Regions from separate parts of the Homo sapiens genome. Here region 2 is linked to region 1. Evidence: chromatin loops called from intact Hi-C (ENCODE). Cell type or tissue: breast epithelium. All regions are shown on one strand. Each heading gives the region's core, and the rest is flanking DNA. Links, peaks and the distances in the headings are about the cores only. Region 1 has its middle 31 kb from the start of RAD23B. Region 2 has its middle 53 kb from the start of RAD23B.

Evidence for each region. Hi-C counts contacts between places; a loop is a spot of excess contacts. Peaks named below come from ENCODE experiments on the same cell type or tissue, not always from the same donor. Only the 100,000 strongest peaks of a DNase experiment are listed, where the experiment ranks them.
Region 2: it touches region 1 in a loop (5-fold over the local background); 21 of 110 quality-filtered maps call a loop at or near these places.

What each region holds. Positions count from the first base shown.
Region 1 is chr9:107,249,878-107,255,262 of GRCh38, reverse strand. No RefSeq gene overlaps it. Among named protein-coding and RNA genes, the nearest start is that of RAD23B, 31 kb to the left of the region's middle. In breast epithelium, for the core only: no CTCF peak of the experiment used is centred there; a DNase peak (open chromatin) is centred at 3,112; H3K27ac peaks cover 323 bases.
Region 2 is chr9:107,334,042-107,339,426 of GRCh38, reverse strand. No RefSeq gene overlaps it. Among named protein-coding and RNA genes, the nearest start is that of RAD23B, 53 kb to the right of the region's middle. In breast epithelium, for the core only: a CTCF peak has its summit at 2,253; DNase peaks (open chromatin) are centred at 986 and 2,226; H3K4me3 peaks cover 561 bases; H3K27ac peaks cover 2,592 bases.

The sequences.
Region 1 (5,385 bases), core at 175-5,174:
AGGAAATTATACTTATTAAGCATAATCCCAGGTTTGTAAAGTAATAAACCACCGCTGCCACCACCACTATAATAAATACATGTACATAAAGACATAGAAAAATGACTTGAAGGAAAAAAAGTTAAAATGTTAACCATGGTTAGCTCAGGGTAGTAGAACAGGTGATTTTTAAAAAATACATTTCCATTTTCCCCAAATTTCAATAATAAACATTTATTTTGAATCATAAAAATGAACCACAATATACATTATTAAAAGATTCATTTGATTTCTTTAAAATGAAAACAGATTTATATATACATGTTTATTGTTAAGTCAAACATTATATTTATATATACATGTTTATTGTTAAGTCAAATGTTATATTTATATATACCTGTTTATTGTTAAGTCCAATTACTTTAAAAAGAATATAATAGTCATTATGATGTTAGGCACAGAGTTTTTAAAAAGAGATCCTATTTTGGAAATATTCTTTATCTCTGTAAATTTAGCACAAATCATATTTTTGTCTCTTGCAAGCCCAGAGGCATGATTTTTCAGTATCACATAGTAAGCACATCCGTCTATCGGGGCAAACCAATATTTAGCAAGCTCCTCAGACTGGGATACAAAGCCAATGCCTATTTATTATTTAGAATGAGAAAGAATGCTAGCACATGGGCTGGAATACAGGGTGATATAAGCAACATATTTTCTCCATGAAGCCATGGAAAAAGGCTTTATTATCAGAAGGTTGTCTGGAGAGCCTAAAATTAGAGCAAGTAGGTGGTAGTTTTATGATTTGATTGTCTAATGAAATGCTTCTCCAAGTGTAGGTCCATGGACCACCTACATCAGTCTCATCAAGGATGATCATTAAAATGCAAATCCTCGACACTCAGCCAAAGCTACTGTATAGGAATCTCCAGATATGGGCCCAGAGTCTGCATTTTTAACAAGTATCCAAGGCGATATTTATGTGCATGGAAGTTTGGAAATCACTGGTACCTAGTGCCAGTGGAACCAGGATAGAAAGTAGCAATGCACCACTTTCTCCATACGGAAGACCTTGCCAATAGAAAATTAACAACTTGAGGGTGTTGGTAAGACTTACACTTTCCCAAATCTACTTAGGGAACACTGCTGATTTCAAACTCGGAGATTCTGCTTTTTATCTGATTCCTTAACTGTTTATGTTAACTTCATTTATTTACTGTCAAGTCACAGGAGAAAAGTTATTCTTTTTCTTTTCATATAACTGCCCAGATTTATATACTTGTATGTATTTTTACAGAGGTGTAATGACATACAGTGACAGTTTAACATACAATAATGAGATTTGACCAATGCATATACCCATATAACCCATACCCCAATAGAAAAATAGAGTGTGCCATTATCCTAGGAAGTTCACTAGTGTTCCTTTTCATTCTATCACTCCCTCCCAACTATCCTGGCAATCACTATTATGGTTTCTATCCTCACAGATTAGTTTTGCCTGTTCTTGAACTTTATGAAATGGTGTACTAATTAGAGGAAAATTCCATAACCATTATAAAAGCACTTTTAGTAGTTCTTTAATGAAGAGCCACTCTAAAAGTTCTTAAGAAACTCCAACACATTGCAATTTGCTTTCTTAAAGATAGAATACCTTAATTAAGTAACATTTCTTTACCTAGAGATACACACAGCATCCTGCTGAGGACCTTGGAAACTGTCCTTCTGCAGCTAGTTAGCTAGTTTTAAGCTTTCAGCTGGACATATCCAGTTGAAAAATTCTGATAATAAAAGAGAATATGCAGATGATCGAAAAATGGAATCAGTTCTTCTCACCCAAATGAATTACACTCCCAAGCTCACTCCCAAGCTTCTGCAAGATGAATTTGAAGATCAACTTGCTGAAATGCGATTCATAATACTTAGGAATAAGAACGTTTGAAAATCAGCAAATGTATACTCTTTGATTCCCAGACTGTGGACCAGAAACTTTGATCCTAGATTAGATTTCAAAAAGGATCAGTAACATTTCCCCAAACTTGAATTTCAACATACACGTATTCACTTTTGTACAACCTTTTCAGTCCTACAATCACGGTCCTCGACAGGGCCTAAAAGAATGTGACATCATTTGAGAAATAGTGCATACTTTCTACCATCCATTATTGTAATCCCATTGGCCCCATAACACTCTCTCTGGTCCTTCCCATTTTTGCATGCTTTGATCCTTCCAGGATATTAACATCCCTGCTACTATTTCTGTTGTTCTTTGCCACTCTCATGCAGTGATCACCTACCTCCATCTTTTTGAACATCCATTCTACGTCCTTGCTTAAAGGGCTCTGCCATCACTAGTTTCTTTGAGAGTCTCCCCTTCTCTCTTGTCTTCTCATTGGAATTATCCAAAGCCATGCTTTTGAGTGCTTGTTGATACTGTTTCCTTTTCTAGAAACTTGTGGAATTATGCCATATTTTCTTTTTCTTTTTCTTTTTTTTAGTAGAGACAGGGTTTCACCAGGTTAGTCAGGATGGTCTCGATCTCCTGACTTTGTGATCCGCCCGCCTCAGCCTCCCAAAGTACTAGGATTACAGGCGTGAGCCACCACGCCTGGCCGCCATATTTTCTTAAAATATTTTGGAGTCTAACTTCCTGAAGTCCTGTATCCACCTTTGTTCTAGCTCCATCAGGCTCTCCCCTGAAGATGACAGGCACATTCTCTAGTTCTCATCCTTTCCACTTTGCCAGGTGGCTTCTTCCTAAGGATTGGAATCAGTCAGAGCACAGTTGTTTTTATTCCTTCCTCTACCTTCTAGGACATAAAATTGTTAGAGAGGCAAGTGAAAACCTCTGCTTTTATCTGAATGAAGTATCCTGAATCTTATCCTCATTAATTGTGGGTACTGTGCCAATTTTGTGGCTTTCCTCCATGTGGCTCAGCTGTGCTTCCACAAAAACGTCACTTGTGTTCCTCTGTCCTTTCATCTTCATCCAAGTGTTCAGAGATTCCTCTCAATCTATTGTTATCACAGCCTACAGTGCAGCTTCTCCTCCTCTCAACAGGTCTTTTGTACACAGCACACCCTTCTATCACTATGTTCCCATGGATCTGTTCCAGCCCGCCAACTCTCAGTGGTATCTGTGAGGTCTTGTTTGTCACCCTGTGCTGTAATCTCAAGGTTACCACGTTGCTCATGTTCTGTGCATGATATCTGGACATCTGCTGCCTATGTTTTGTTTCTGATGTCCTTCCCAGCTGTTTTCTCATTGAACTATGCGGCACCTCCCTCACTGTTGAAATTCTTCCCAGGCCCTCCTTAATATCATCCATGGAAACCCGTTTCAGTTTTATCTAGGTGTTTTTTTCTCCTTTCCCATCTGTTTTCCATTTACAGCCCTTCTGGCCAGATGAGTTAGTCTCTGACTAAACACATTCTTTTCAGTCTTTGAAAAATTCTCTCCACTCTTAGCCAAATAGCCATCATTCCTACATTTGAAGCTATGGCCTTAAAATAAACTCCAGCACCAACTGTGTACCTAGTCATTGATTTTTCATATTATATTTTTATTCTCAATGTGCTCCTAAGTCTTTTATGTCCTGAGCTTCACAGCACCTTGTGATGCTTCCATATTCTATTTTAATGGGTTTTCATTTCCCTATAACTTGGCAGTAGATGACTTTGACCAGCCTCAGTAGGTTCTGCCATATGCTAGATTCATACTCCATGAACATAATACCCACTTCTTACATGGTTTGGTTATGTCCACTTACAGGCACTATCGTATCCCTTACCAGGGAGTCCCCAAGTCCCAATATGTGGCTTTTGCTCCATAGCTTTAGCATTTCCTATGTCCTCCTCCTCTGTGGGAAAGGGATTTTAAAGAGGTGGTGGAGTACGGTAGAAATAAAGCTTGCTCTGATACTTACTACTGGGTAGCTAAAAAGAACAAATAACTGAGAGGACTCTGAGCCTCTGCTTCCTCATCCTTCAGGTAGGGATCTAATACTGAATTTGCAGGGTTATTATGATGATTTCATAAGATATTATATGGGAAACCACTTTTTAAAAAATATTTTAACTTTTATTTTAGGTTTAGGGGTACATGTGCAGGTTTGTTATATAGGTAAACTCCTGAGTTGGGGGTTTGGTGTACAGATTACTTTGTCAATCAGGTACTAAGCCCAGTACCCAACATTTTTTTTTTCCCTGAACCTCTCCCTTCTCCCCTCCTCTACCCTCAAGTAAACCCCAGTACTTGCTGTTCCCCTCTACATGTCCATGTGTTCCTATTGTTTAGCTCCCACTCATAAGTGAGAACATGTGGTGTTTGGTTTTCTGTTCCTTCATTATTTTGCTAAGGCTAGTGGCCTCCAGTTTCATCTATGTTCCTGCAAAGAACATGATCTCGTTCTTTTTTATGGCTGCATAGCATTCCATGGTGTGTATACACCACATTTTCTTTATCCAGAGTACTGCTGATGGGCATTTAGGTTGATTCTTTGCTCTTGTGAATAGTGCTGCAATGAACATACACATGCATGTGTCTTTATGGTAAAACGATTTACAGTCCTTTGGGTATATACCCAGGAGTGGGATTGCTGGGTCGAATGGTAGTTCTGTTTTTAGTTCTTTGAGGAATCACTACACTGCTTTCCACAATTGTTGATAATTTACATTTTAAAATTTATTTAATTACACTTAATTAATTTACACTTAAATAAGTGTACATTTGTACACTGAGAGTCATACAAACATAGGTTTTAAGAATAATCATTGGGGGCCAGGCACGGTGGCTCACGCCTGTAATCCCAGCACTTTGGGAGGCCAAGGCGGGCGGATCATGAGGTCAGGAGATGGAGACCATCCTTGCCAACATGCTGAAACCCCATCTCTACTAAAATACTAAAAATTAGCCAGACGTGGTGGTGGGCGCCTGTAGTCCCAGCTACTCGGGAGGCTGAGGCAGGAAAATCGCTTGAACCCGGCAAGGGGAGGTTGTAGTGAGCCAAGATTGTGCCACTGCACTCCAGCCTGGTGACAGAGCAAGACTCTGCCTAAAAAAAAAAAAAAAAAAACCAAAAACAAAAACAATATTCATTAGATATTTAGGTTTTTACAAACCTGCAGAGCACATGCAGCATGTATGAGAAGTTGCCCAGCATTTTCCCCAACCCTACATTCATGCCTTAATCATGTCCTTTCCCCAGAGGATGATAGCAGGCATTGTGAAAGTCTGAACACAGCCTAAACATTCATGCCATGCCCCACTTTTTAAATTTTATTTTAACACTGTGTACACAAATGTTTCTGCTCATCCCAGCAGTGTGCAAGAATCTTTCTGTTTTCTAGAACCCTGGGCAGTTCTGACCTCTAGCTCAGGCAAAATCCGCCAAAAGCTAGCTTCAT
Region 2 (5,385 bases), core at 225-5,224, 84 kb before region 1:
TGGTAGCTGTGTAGCTCTACCCTGACTGACCTCAGTTATCCCATTTGTAAAATTGCAAAAGTGCCTCATACGAGCACTTAGCACAGGGTGAGACACTGGACTTGTAAATGATAGCTCAATTTTCTTGGTCCAGAACATAACTTTATGAAAACAGCAGTATTTGTTTAGTAGGCTGTTTCTGCTTCTATAACATGTGTCAGACATGACCCCCAAAGGCACAGACACCTTGAAAAGTCTGGTGTATTATTAGCACAGTCACTTAGTCTAAGGGCACAGTGTGATGTGGCTGCCAAATCAGCAAGACCAAATTTAGGCTGTATTAATAGAGGTATTATGCACAGAACAAGGGAGGTGAGGGCTCCCCTGTAGTGCCTATTGCTCAGCCCCTCCTGAAGTATCGGGTTCATCTGAATGAAGGACTCAATACACTCGCCCCAACTGAGGGACTCTTTTCAGCTGAAGGCTTGGCCAGAGGGTGGGACACGGTCAGAGAAAACGCAACCACTCTTCTCAAAGACCTAAAGGATTGACACAGGAAAGAGGGGTTACATTGGCTCAGGGTGACCCCCAGAAGTGAACTAGAACCTGAGGATAGCCTGGTTAGAGAGGAAGATCAGAGATCCTAACATAGCGACCCTTCAACCACTGGAGTGTCTGAAATCCAAGAGGCCTGAGCTGGAGGGTGTGTGTGCAGTTATTGGAAGTGTGCATGTGGAGGCTGGAAGTCACGCGTGCGGGAGGCACTGCACTTGATCGTGGGGGTCACCTTCAAACCCTTCCCAATTTTGAGTTCCTGTGCCTCTGGAAGAGCAGCAAGACTGTCAGAGGAAATCAAAAGAAAACATTGAGAAGAGACAGTTCCTCGAGATGGGAAGGAGCAGCAGTGGGCATTCTGTTTGACAGGATTGCTTGGTTCTCTGCCAAATTTGACCTGGAGGTTGGATGCAGCTGCCAATCCTGTGGCCTAGAAACAGACAGGAGAAAACAAGGCATTGCTCAGAAACAGCTCATAAAAATAAAAACTTTCTGTTCCCCAAATGCCAAATGCTTGGGCGGTGCTGCCCAGCTGAGTGGGAAGCGCCCTGGCCGCTTGGGAACGCTGAGCCGATCACAGTGAGGCAGGGAAGGCAATGGCACCCTGAGATCAAAGAGGCTCACCCCACGCTCCTGGAAATAACTCAGCAACACGCTCGTCGTGGGAGAAAGGCAAAGAGAACTTCTCTTCCCAGACGGTCTTTGACTTCAGGGTAGGCAGTTGGCACCCACATCCAAAACCAAACCTGGCCTTTGTAAAGATGTTTTCAATCCACTCTCTCACTTGATCTCCACCAGCAACCTGGGGCAGGCATCCGCAGCTCTATTTTGCAGATGAGAAAACAAGAGCAGAGGTAGACTGATTTGGCTGAGGTCACCCAGCTGATGTGGCTGTGAAGATAACAATTGGGGCCCGACGGACTCCAAGTTCAAACCCAGGCCCTCAGACCTGGCCTCAGCACAGGCTTTCTGGGAGTGCAGCTGTCAGTGTGCTCTCCAACTAAGTCTCAGAATGCATGCCCATCTGGAACTGGTCAGTAGAACCCTGCAGTCTCCACCACCAGCCAGCTCACTGCATTATGTGTCAAGTCTTTCAGAACCTGGTGGAAAAGTCTTTGGAGCTGAGGAAGGAAAAACAGAGCTGCCTTTGAGGCACTGTTCATTGACCATCTTAGGCCACTTTCAGAACCGAAGGGTTCCGGAAAAGGTAAAGAGGAGCTTAGGGCCACAAGAAAGATGACAAAAGGCATCCCAACTATTGTTCATTGTCTGTTTATCCATCCAATGATGCCTCAGCATCTCCTTTGGTCTTTGGTCCAGCCCTTCACCAGGTTCTGGGGATACAGAGATGAAAGGCACAGCCCTGAATTTGAGAGAGCTCACCAGTTTTCTCTCGTTCAGTACCTTCAGTGATACACCAAATGCAGATAATCCCAGTTCAGGGTGTTCACTTTTATGGCAGATACTTAGAAGCAGCTGAGGGAACCCAGAGGAGTTCCTGGCCCAAATTAGAGGGGAAAAGGGGGTCACGGGAAGGCTTCCTGGAAGAGGGGCCATATTTTGTATATAAAAAAAATTAGCAACATAAAGGAGGTGGGAAAAATTCCAAACCACATAGCAATTGCTCCTTGTTCACGGGACGCATGAATCAGAACAGCAACATGCACCAGGACAGAGAGGAGGGCACAATGCCAGGGTGCGGGTTGCACTACCAGCCTAGCCTGTGGGGCTGCTTTTTCCCCTAACCACCAACCCTGTCTCTCACCACAAGCAGCACCTGAAACACACTGGTCCTAAACTCCAAGCAGGTGGTAACCTTCCAGTGGAACAGCAACTAGAGCAGAACAAATAAGGCCCTTCCTTTCCCATGTAGCTGAGCTTTCCTAGAAGCTCCATCATAGGAGTGCTACACTAGGAAATCTAAAGACATTTCACTTCCATTTCCAAGTCCACTTCAAATATGAATGCCTCGGCTGTGCAGGAAAGTGGCCAAGCCGAGTGGCAGCTCAGCACAAGAAAGGGAGCAGAGTGCTGCTGGGCGCTGGTTACCTTCAGGGAAGGTGAAATTATACTGAGGATAATGGGAGCCAAGTTTCTCACTGCCCTGGAAGGAGTCTGAAATATGGGAAGGGAGAAGATAGAATGAAGCTTATGGCATTTTTATTTTTTGAAACAGGGTCTCCCCGTCACCCAGGCTGGAGTGCAGTGCCGTGATCTCGGCTCACTGGAGCCTCAACCTCCTGGGCTCAAGCGATCCTCCCACCTCAGCACCCCCAAGTAGTTGGGACCACAGGCATGCACCACCATACCTGGCTAATTTTTGTATTTTTCGTAGAGACAGGGTTTCACCAAGTTGCCCAGGCTGGCCTTGAACTCCTGGACTCCAGCGATCCGCCCACCTTGGCTTCCCAAAGTGCTGGGATTACAGGCTTCAGCCACCGCGCCCAGCCTGAACCTTATGGCATTGGATCAGAATTAATGGTACCAGAGTGAACTCCCTTTTCAGTGTCTATGTATCAAATGTAAATGTAAGGATGTATTTACTGTGTGGACACACTTAGACGGCTTGGGAGCAGTGAGACTCTAATAGCAGTGAGCACGCCTAGAGCAAGGGTTTGCTTTCTAAATACAGTCTACATTAAGGGGAGCTAGAGCTCCTTGATAAATAGCCGATTCCAGGACTAGGGCACAGGAAATGCAAGAGCCTGGAATACATTACTGTGCCAGAAAGTAGGGAAGTACTCAGAGGGTAATGGCATGTCGAAACACAGAAGCCAGCTTTAAGAAAACACACAATCAGCCAGGTGCAGTGGGCTCACGCCTGTAATCCCAGCACTTTGGGAGGCCGAGGCAGGCGGATCATTTGAGCTCAGGAGTTCGGGACCAGCCTGGCCAATATGGTGAAACCCTGTCTCTACTAAAAAAAAGAAAACACACAATCACAGAACTCGGGACAATTCCAACATCAAAGTAATGATGGTAAGGGATTATGTACCATCGAATAAAATAGGAATCAAAGACCATACAGATACGACTAATAAATGGGGGGAAAAAGAGTAAGAATACAGGACAATGTTAACTAATAAAGTAGAAGGAATTTGAAAATCACCACTTGGAAACCATTACAGTAGGCAAGAAACAATAATACTAAAAAGAATGGGCCAAACTTTGATGAGAAATAGGATATTTACGAAGGCTCAAAATATCTCCCTATAAAATATTTATCCAATACAAAGGGACAAAGAGTAACTTTCCAGGGGAGACTGGCTGACACCACCTGCCTCAGGGTCCAAGTGACCACCACCAATGATGGGACAAATTGACACCCTGTGTCACCTTATGGGGTGCAGCTAGAAGGGCACAACAGCACTTCTGTTTCCTCCAAACACGCATACCAAGGGTAGTAATGAGGAAACACCAAACATACATTGAGGGACATTTTATAAGACAACTATCCTACAGTCTTCAAAAAATGTTAAGGTCATAAAGATCAAGGAGGGAGAGGGACTGAGAAAGTGAACTGGAGATTCATTAAACGCAGTTAAACACAGTGTGTTAACCTGGATCAGGCCCTTTTGCTTGGAGGACAATGTTGGTACAAGTGTAAAATTTTATAAGGTTCTCTAAGGTGGTGGTGGGGTATGTGGGAGCTCTGGTGCTGCTCCTGCAACTTTTTCTGCAAGTGTGAAATTGTGTAAGTATGAAGAAACTGCCAGTGCTCTTTGCAAAAATGCAAATATGGTATAAAAATTATAAAACCATCTTGAATTACAACACTTAAAGATATGACTGAAAATATTTTACAATTAAGTAGTAACAAACTGGTTAAAAAGCAGTTTAACTTTGCAAGTTCCTTAGAATCGAAGACAATATAAAAATTATAGTCAAAATGCTGTTAAGCAGAAGCAGACCTAATTGACAGCTCCCTATACAAAAAATAACAACAAAAAAACGCCTACAATGAACTTAAATGTTAAGCTGCAAGAATCACTCCAGGGTCCATAAAATCATTCAATAAACAAAAAACTGAACCCTCAAGCTGTTCTAAGACATAGTCCCACCACCAAATATTCTCAACAAAATTTCAATGAATTTTGAAGCAATATTATTGTGCTCAAATCTGCTATTGTGTGCAAACAAAACCCATATGGCTTGTACAATTGTGCAGCCAAACAAAAGCAGTTTTAAAACAATTTTGGACTTACAGAGGTGGAAGCTGTCAACATCCAAATCCAGTTATCCATATAAAACATCCCAAGAGCCTGAGGTGGCAACCCAATCGGCAGTTGCAGTCCTGGTCAGCACACTGAAGTGTGGAGGGCCATTTACAGCTGAGAAGCCTGTGATGGTTTTGTGTCAACCTGATTGGGTGAAGGGATACCTAGATAGCTGGTAAAATGGTATTTCTGGTGTGTAGGTGAGGGTGTTTCCAGAAGAGTTTAGCATTTCAATCAGTAGACCAGAGTACATCTACTGGATGATGCCCACCCTCACCAATGCAGGTGGGTGTCATCCATTCTGTTGAAGGCCCAAACGAAAAGGCAGAGGAAGAGTCAATTTGCTCTTGAGCTGGAACGTCCACTTTCTCCTTTTCTGGGTACCATGGGCCTTACACCAGTGCAACTGACCCCACCCTTGGCCATCTCAGGCCTCTGATCTTACTGAACTACACCAGTTCCTCTCCTGGTTCTCCAGCTTGCAGACAGCATACTGTAGAACTGCTAGGTCTCCATAATCAGATGAGTCTACTTCCATAATAAATCTCCGTTTGTTTTTTTCTGGAGAACCATGACTTACGCAAAGCTCATCTAGAAAGCTAACAGATATGTAGGAGAGAGCTTCCGGATCTTT